Regions from separate parts of the Mus musculus genome. Here region 2 is linked to region 1. A link is a contact called in ENCODE POLR2A ChIA-PET data. All regions are on one chromosome and are shown on one strand. The core of a region is the stretch at or near the end of the contact, and the rest is flanking DNA. Distances in the headings are between cores, read along the strand shown. Region 1 holds the start of Skp1 (S-phase kinase-associated protein 1). Region 2 holds the start of Vdac1 (voltage-dependent anion channel 1).

What was found. ChIA-PET counts read pairs that join two places held with the same protein, here RNA polymerase II (POLR2A).
Region 2: POLR2A ChIA-PET joins it to region 1 with 23 read pairs in embryonic stem cell. The contact joins the promoter of Vdac1 here to the promoter of Skp1 in region 1. POLR2A ChIA-PET finds 5 or more read pairs at or near these places in 4 of 5 experiments (Patski and embryonic stem cell).

What each region holds. Positions count from the first base shown.
Region 1 is chr11:52,228,897-52,233,379 of GRCm38, forward strand. Skp1 (S-phase kinase-associated protein 1) reads left to right here and starts at 3,099. Exons shown (of 6, transcript NM_011543.4): 1 at 3,099-3,222.
Region 2 is chr11:52,357,972-52,362,152 of GRCm38, forward strand. It overlaps Vdac1 (voltage-dependent anion channel 1), which reads left to right and starts at 2,880. Exons shown (of 9, transcript NM_011694.6): 1 at 2,880-3,181. Gm51894 (a long non-coding RNA gene) reads right to left here and starts at 611. Exons shown (of 2, transcript XR_003949674.1): 1 at 520-611; 2 at 1-372.

The DNA of each region.
Region 1 (4,483 bases), core at 1,849-4,348:
AATAACAATCAAAACAACTGCTTTTTCCCAAGGGCTCTGCCTGCCGCCCAGGCTTTCGCTTTGCCTAGAGGCTGTATGCTGGGAAACAGGTGTACATCAGAACTTGTCTGGAGCACTGGAGGGACTGGGGAGGGGCAAGGCTAAGGTCCCGGTTTTTTATTTCAGCGAGAATGAAGGATGGCACAGCTTTGGGATGATCTCTCTCTCTCTCTCTCTCACTCACACACACACACACACAAGAGGACTCTGTAAAGCCAGTCCTTTCAGATCTAGACTGACAATTATTAATAAACTGCATGGAGATGCACTCCTCCTAGCTTATTCTCTGCAATCCTGCAGCCATCTTGGCTCTTAGACAGAGGTTTCCGGGTAAAGTGGAGTTGATTAAAAAAGTGTGGCACTACTCCAGTCTTTTCTGATAAATACTGCTCCTTCCTGGCAATGCATTAGCACTGAGGCCCTACCCCAGAAGTTTCTCCAATTACTCTAAGCTTAAGAATCACCTTGGATAGTTTAAAAGGCAGAAAAACCTGCTCACGGGTTAGATTCATTACACTGAAAATGGACTCAGCTGCCTTTTCTTTTTCTTTTTGTTTTGTTTTTCGTTTTTGTTTTTTTGTTTGTTTGTTTGTTTTGTTTTTTTTGAGACAGGATTTCTCTGTGTAGCCCTGGCTATCCTGGAACTTACTCTGTAGACCAGGCTGGCCTCGAACTCAGAAATCTGTCTGCCTCTGCCTCCCAAGTGCTGGGAAAGGCTTGTGCCACCACCGCCTGGCTTAGCTGCCTTTTCTTGAGTGGTACCAATTAATTATTGTATTATCCACTAAAAAATTCTTTTTTTGATTTAGGTTCTTGCTTTATAGCCTTAGCTGACCCAAAATTATGTAGACCAGGCTATTCTTGAACTCACTATGTGTAGAGGATGCCCTTGAACTTCGGATTCTCCTGCTTCTGTCTCCTGAGTGCTGGAGTTACAGACCTGTGCCATCATGCAGTTTGTGGGGGTGTTGGAAATCAAACCCATGGCCTCACATATGCTAGGCATACACACTGCCAACTGAACTACATCCCCAGACCCAGAAAATAAATAGACTTGCAAAAGAGTTGTAGTCCTGCATCCAATCCATTACAGGTAGAAAATTGATATATAATACACGCTTATGAACCCATATCCAAATGGTGGGAATATATATATATATATCAATCACCCTACGTTTGCCCCAGCTGCTAGTTCCATTTCTTTAGGCAAAGGATTTCTTGTGCATCTTTTGTGAACTATCGTGCACCTTAAATAGTCTGAGCATGGCAAGGATTGAACTCAGGGGCCTGGGCACGCTAAGCTTTGTTCCAGCACCCAAATCTCCATTTTCTGCTCTAAGCATTTGTTAATTCCGTTACTGGAGGCTCTCAGACCTCTGGGGAAAACCATATACTTTGTGCCATGCAGTGTGCTGGCTTCTTAGGCTCGCTGTATGACCCAGGACTGTTTAAGGAGCCCACCGAGTTTATGGCACGTGGAGGAAAAGGCTCTCTAGTGGGCCTTCCCTAGGAGGCCCGAAGCCGGAGCTGTGAAGGGCAGGCAGCGCTGCAGATAAAAAGCCTGAGAACTGTGGGTCTTTCATCTTCTGTCATCGACTCTGGCACCTGGCAGACATTGGATACCAGCAGACAAAGACCTGGTAATTCAACCCATTGCTTGGTCTCTCTGCCCAGTCTTGTCCTAGAGAAGCTGTAGTCTCTGGTTTCTTTAGGAGGCCCTGTGTGGAAAAGTCTTTTGTCTTCGTGGTGCCAGGAATACCAATCATGTGCTCACTGGTTAGGTGAGCCTGGCGCCTTGGTGGGGCTAGTGATGCTCCCTAGACACAGCAGGGCAGGGCAGGGCAGGGCAGGCAATTGCCCTCTTCCTGGCTGGGCTGAGGCCAGATGGGTGCTTTCAGGCCTCTCCCTTTACTTCAAAGCTGTTTCATTCTAGCGACCTTATCACAGCCTTCTTTGAGCCGCCTGTACAGCATAGCCTGTTCAGGTTGAGCCTGACTGTCCCCGTTCATTGCTGGATGGATCCCCAGCACTGGCCTCACAGATTGGCCTAGAGCATGGTTACCCAAAGAATGTAACCTCCATGCTACATTCACATTGACTCTCTCCAGGCTTGGCGCTTCACTCCAACAATGGCTATTTGGGGGCCTGGAAGCCTCTTCAAAGTTCAAAGGTAGGAAATAAAGGTGAAGATTAGCCAACAGGGTGGTCCTAGCCTCGAATCTCCAAGCTGGCTATTGGGAGGCAGACAGATCTGAGTTTAAATAGCGAGCTCCAAGCCTTATATAGTAAGACCCTGTCTCAAAACAAAACAACAAGAGTTTCAGGCAAGTATATATGTGGTGAAAATGCCTGTGACCCCAGCGCAGGTGGAAGGAGATCATGAATTTTAGACCAACCTGGTCAACATACTGAATTTACAGCTACTCTGTGCCAAACAGGGTCCCGTCTTAAAATGCAAAGAAAATAAAACTTTAAAAATCAAATAAGCAGGTGTACCATGTCAGGAGTATTTAAGAATTCTAAGCCGCCTAGGTTAAAGAAACACCTTTGTCTCAACATGGCATACATGTATATATATATATATATTTAATTCAGTATCAGTAGAGAAGGTTCAACTCCTGAACCCCTGGTCAGCAAACTCAATTCTATTTCCTTAGGTTATTAGGAGAGTAACGGTGGTCAGGCTGAGGCGACTCCTTTAAGGAAAACACACACCCACAACCGGTTTTGCGGTTTGTTGTTTCCAGGCTTTTCCAGGACTGGGGTCTTTCAAGCCGTTTAAGACAGCCCATGCCTGAAAGACCCTTCGGGTCGAGATGGTTTCCCAGCCGGTGCCGGAGTCCGCTTTGAAGGAGAGCATGGCGCTGTTTAGGCCAGCGGAGTAAGGAGGACGTCCCTCTCTTGCCCAGCCACCCCTCCACCCGCCGCCGCTCAGCACCTCTCCAGGAGACCTCTGCGGCGCTCAGGGTCTGCCGCCTGTGTTTCGACTGCCGTCAGGCGATCTCAACGGCCAGCCCGGCCGGCTGTGTGACGTCACGGGCTCGGGGTCCTCGGCGCCTGCGTCCCGCTGCTATAAAAGGCGACGCCGCGCGGCGCCGCTCGAGTGGCCTTGTTCTCGATACTTCGTTGTGGTTGTGAACTCTGTCCGGCAGCCTCGGGCCTGCGGTCTTGAGACGGAGCACCGTGAGTAGCAACCCGCGAGCCGGACACGTTCCTCGAGGGAGGGGCTGGGTGGGAGCCTCGCGTTGGCTGTGGAGTGCACGAGGCGGCGAGGCGACCTGGCCTCGTATCCTGAGGCGCCGTGCGGCCCGTTGCAGACCCCCGGACCGCGGGAGGCACGAGGAGGCCGAGTCAGGCCTTCAAGGGTCTCCCATCCTTTCGGCGCTCGCTCAGGGAAGAGAGTCGAGCCCTGTGGCAGGCCTGCCGCTTTGCAGGCGACGTCAGTCGGCCCCAAACGCGACTGGAAGGCCCAGGCTTCGTACCGGGCCTGCCTTAGCGACAGGCTTGCTGCTCCGCGCTCCAGGCCGGGTGGGCAGCGAGGCTTTGAGTAGGGGTCCTGGGCCGTTCCAGGTGGTGGCTGTCGTTGCCATTTGATTCTTGGCTCCCTCCCTTTTCTCCTGTATCTGGCGTCAATTAGCTCCTTATTGGTCTCACCTTTTTAACCACCGAATATGCAGGTAACAGACTCCCAATGTTTCTTTGCGTTTTGTCACGTTCTGCAGTCTCTGAACTTGTTACTGTAATAGACACTGTCGTCTGAGGTGTGTGGCATTTGACGCTAAAACCTGAGGTGTTTGGGTTTTTTAAGGGATAGTGCTAAAACCTGCCTTCTGGTTCACTTTTTCACGGAGTCCTCAGGTTTGGAGACTCAGTTTTTCAGCAGAATGTTACAGTAGACTGTATTGTGGCATAGAACAATGCAGTCTCTTCCGTCCTGCAGTGTAGTAACAAGTGTCAGAATTTCGAGTCACTTAAAACAGGTTTGTTTTTAAAGTCTGGTATACTAGAATTCTCATGCTAGACTTGGATGATTAATTTCCAAGTCTAGGAGCTTAGAGAACTGAAGAAGGGTTTTTTGAAAGCATATCAAATCGAAACCTCATACATTATTACTTAAAAATTTTGCACTTAATTCCAACACAACAACAAAAGTGAAGTCTAGGATTACAGAGTGCGTTGAATTACAGATTAACCGATTGCCTCCCTGTCATTTAATAAGATCCTGGCTCCCTTGCAAGTAACCTAATACCTAAATTTGACTATGACTAAGCACATCTTTATTTATTGTGAATTATTTCAAGGAAATACGGGGTGGTCTTTTAAAATAATTTTATCAACTACATAGACTTGTTCTGGAATGCTCATTGTAGTACTAGAGATCATAAAAAGAACACAGTGTCTTGCTATTAAAAACTGGCCTATTTTAACTTTTATTGTTGCCTTA
Region 2 (4,181 bases), core at 1,630-4,129, 130 kb after region 1:
CTGCAACTGATTTTGCACCTAAAAGAAAATACAATGTAAATAAATTAGGCAAAAAGAAAGAAAGAAAGAAAGAAAGAAAGAAAGAAAGAAAGAAAGAAGGAAAGAAAGAAAGGAAGAAAGAAAGAAAGAAAGAAAGAAAGAAAGAAAGAAGGAAAGCAAGCAAGCAAGCAACCCATTACTCAGGTAGCTGGCAAACAGCAGGAGAGGCCAGATGCAGGTGCACACTAGCTGCACAGCTAATCTTAACCCTAGCGTCAGTTTTAGTCTATTTTCACAGCTAGAGAACTCCAGGGTCTCAGTGATTCCTCCCCAGAGTCAGGGGAAAGAGAGCAGGAGGACTCTGTCACTTGTCAGCTCCAACTCCAACGAAGCCTGTGCATGAGACAAAAGTGAAATAGGGTCACTTATCCCAACAGACCTATGGTCAGGACAAAAGTGACATAGGGTCACTTACCCCCAACAGGACTATGGTCAGGACTGGCCCATCCCCACAAGTCAACAAGACATCTCTGGACTCACATGGAACTGAAGTAGCTCTGGGGACCCCAAACTCAGGAGGGGGATCCATGAGGAAATGAGCTCAAAGCGTCTTGCAACTGCACAGTGTTCTGCTTGCTTTTCTGGGCCAACAGAGATGCAAGCCTGCCGGAGGAGTTGGCAGACTCAGGACATCCTGCTGTTTCCCTAAAGCTTCTGGATTTCTTAATTTGAATCTGCAAGTAAGAACCCGACTGGCCAGGCTTGGATCAGGTTTTCTGTCTCAGGCCAATCAGCTTTGGCAGACTCCGTAGAGGGGAGGCTGGGCAGAGTCCAGTTTAAAAAAAAAAAAAAAAAGGTGACTTGCTTTTCCCCTCCCTGCAGGCTGTGACTGGGAAGAAAGATCAATGAATAACATTTCTGGTGCACTTGGATTTCAATCCCAGGGGCTCCCAGGTCTCCTCCCTATTCTGGCTGATTTTCTTTGCCTTTCTTGTGTGGCTAATTCTTTGGATTTAAAACCTTCCCTTCTGGAAGGAAAGAGATTCATAAAAGTCAGGTTCAGTCCTCAGCACTAGAAAGTTAAAAACAAACAAACAAACAAACAAACAAAACCCAAAACATACATGGCTTGGGAAGTCCAGCTATCGGACTCACGAGGTCCCTCTAGTCAACAGTTGCTGGAGAGGGAACTCTTGAGCTGCTGATAAGTCATGCATTGGTCCAGGGATGCATGCAGGTTTGTTAGTTGGGGGCCTTTGGGGTGATCTTTTTAGTTACCTTGAGTTACCTTGTAAATAAATTAAACACTTTCCCTGGTTTGCCGACGTAGACTTTGGGTGGAATTCTTTAATCTGTCATCTGTGCCTTCTCTACCGCAAATAGCTGTCTGTCTCCCCAGCAAAAGTGACACAAGCCACTCGCTGAGTTTTAGGTAAGTGCCTTACCAGTCCTCTGCATCTCCATTCATTTTAAATTAAAACCAAGACTCCCAGGGCGCTGAACGGAGGTGGCGCACACCGCCTTTAATCCCAGCACTTGGGAGGCAGAGGCAGGCGGATTTCTGAGTTCGAGGCCGGCCTGGTCTACAGTGTTAGTTCCAGGACAGCCAAGGCTATACAGAGAAACCCTGTCTCGGGAAAAAACAAACAAACAAACAAACAAAAAACAAAAACAAAAAAAAAACCCAAAAAATAAAACAAAACAAAAAAAAAAACCAAGAAAGACTCTCAGGGCGAAGTTCCGAGAAGCCAGACTTTCTGCCCACCCACGACACACAGCCCTGGGCATCAGGGCTCTGGGTCAAGTGTTAAGATTCTTGGAGACAAATCTTGTGTCCCCAGGTCTTGTCCTTCCGACTCTGCCTCCCTGTACGCCCCTGTGACTCAGCAGCTTTCCCTGCCTGGCTTTAACTCCGGGAATGGGCTGGGTGTTTGTTGCCGGGTAGATAGAGCTGCAGACTTGGGAACAGGTTCTTTCTAATGCAAAGCAAGCCCTGTACCACGGAGCTATCTGTTTGCCCACATTCTATTTCGAAGGGCTTTCCCTCATAGTCTTAACTAGATATGGGCTTAGGCCCCCTTACATTCCCTCTCCTCGGCCTCTCTCTCTCTTGGTTCCCTTCCTTTAGCCCACGGAACAGCATTTTCAATCTAGAGTGGCTGCGGATGCCCAGCTGTCTTGTTCAGCTACAGCAGGTTGTGAGCAACCACCTGGCGTCTCCTCTACTGGACCCCAAATGCCTGAATTCTCCTCGGACGTCTGTTAGTAGAAGGCAAAGGGTGTGAAGTCTTCACTCACATGTGATTTCACAAACTCTCCAAACCTGATTTGGTTAGTCTTGGTGTGGCACGCTCAACAGGGCAGGAGGCCACGTGCTGAGACCAGGCTGGGAAAAAGTGTCCGCCCTCTCTACACTGCAGGAAAGCAGACATCCAGAACCCGCGTGACCTCACGTAGCGAGACTCCGCAGTCTCACAAACCCACTTTGTCTTTTTTAATTTCTTAAATGCTTGGGAAATGGCGGAAAGAGGCTTTGACACTAGGGAAGATTGCACGCAACTTTACAGTGCGGAGCCGGCTCTCGGGAGAGTTTAATTTGCAACTGACTCGCTGACGCACGCGGGCGTGTCGCAGGCTCCGGAAATCAAGGTTGGAGCAGAGGGGACAGTAGCCGCTCTGACCTATACAGCGCCACTTCCAGAGCCCAGTGTCCCCACTGGGCCTCCGAGTGACTTGCAGCCTCGGCGACTCCGGCGACACTATCCGCTGAGGTCCCTAGGCCACCGCTCTGTGTGCCGGAAGCTCCCCTCCCCCTCTTCCCAAATGCTTCCAGCAGCCTGGAGGCTGCAACAGTGACCCGCGTGTCCCCGCGCACGCACACACCTCACGCACGTCAGACCCACGCCTCCCTATCGCCCCGTGCCAGAGTGCACGCAGGCCTTTACGCGCGGCCACACATGATCACAGAGCCGCAGAGGGCGAGAGCGCGGCTCGCGAGTGGGAAGAAGACCCCGAGACTGGTCTGGGCGCTGTCCGGGGTGGAGCCGAGGGCGGAGCTTCGGGGTCCGGCGCGCAGAGCTGGGGCGTGTCCGCGCCGCCGCGATCTGCGCCGCTCCGCCCTCGGCCCGTTCGCTGCGCTCCCAGCCTCCTCGCCGCAACCCCCGCCGTAGCTGCCGCTGCTCCCGCCGTCACCGCCTCCGAGGTAGGCGCAGCGGAGAGGGCCTGGGCTATGCCTGAGTCCCCAGGGCCTCGGGTCGCGCTCCTGGGAAGTCTCCAGGGAGGCGATCGAGGGAGGTTCGGGCGAGGGCGCTGGGCCTAAGCGCTTGGCCCCGGGAAGGGTGAACCAGGGACGATCATTGCGGGCCTGGAGGGGCAGCGGGCTTGTAGAGGAGGCCTGGAGGGCGGGCGCAGAGCGGATCTCCCAGATTCTAGCTCGAGCGTTCAGAGCACCTGCATTTGGAAGCCAGGGGCGGTTCGAACATGCGAGGAGCGGAAGGGCAAGGGCGGCCGCGTGGAGGCCCGGCGGGCCGCGGGTCTAGGTGACCTTCCCGGCGGCGCCCTCTGGCTCTAGATCCCGTCGGTGTGGATCTGGTAGAGACCCTCCCACGGCCCAAGCCCTTCCCCACCAGCTCCAAGGGCCTGTGCAGACCCAGCTTCCTCCGCCGAGAGGACGAACTCCAGGCACGGCCATGCCCTGGATCCCCCAGCCCCTACACGCCCTAGCCGGCCCACGCCCGGAGTAGGTGGCGCCGGGTCCCTCCCGCGCATGCCAGTGTCTTCCCGGGCGGAACGGGCTGCCCTGAGTGGACTTAGGCCGCAGGAACAGGGACCTGGGCCTGGACTGAGAGCGAGACCCCATAGGGAGCCATACGCTTGGCCTCCTTGGCCTCGGGGACGGAGTCCGTGTTCTGTGTCGCCAAATGCAACTGTGCATTCTGGAAACTGTTTTCAGGGCCTGACATCAGATTGGAGGCCCGCAACTCTACACGGTTTGTCCAAGGTCACACTGGTAGGAAGATTTAAAACTTCAATCTTCTCATCTGCGAAATAGGAGCAATTATATACACTTCACTGAGTTTGGGGGAAAGAATAAAATGATCCGATTAACACGAAGCCTTGGGGCATGCACAAGGACACCTTAGAAACCTTGACATTTGCCTAGGAGACCTAGGAGCTTTTGGGGAGGGTTGAACTCATCCTCC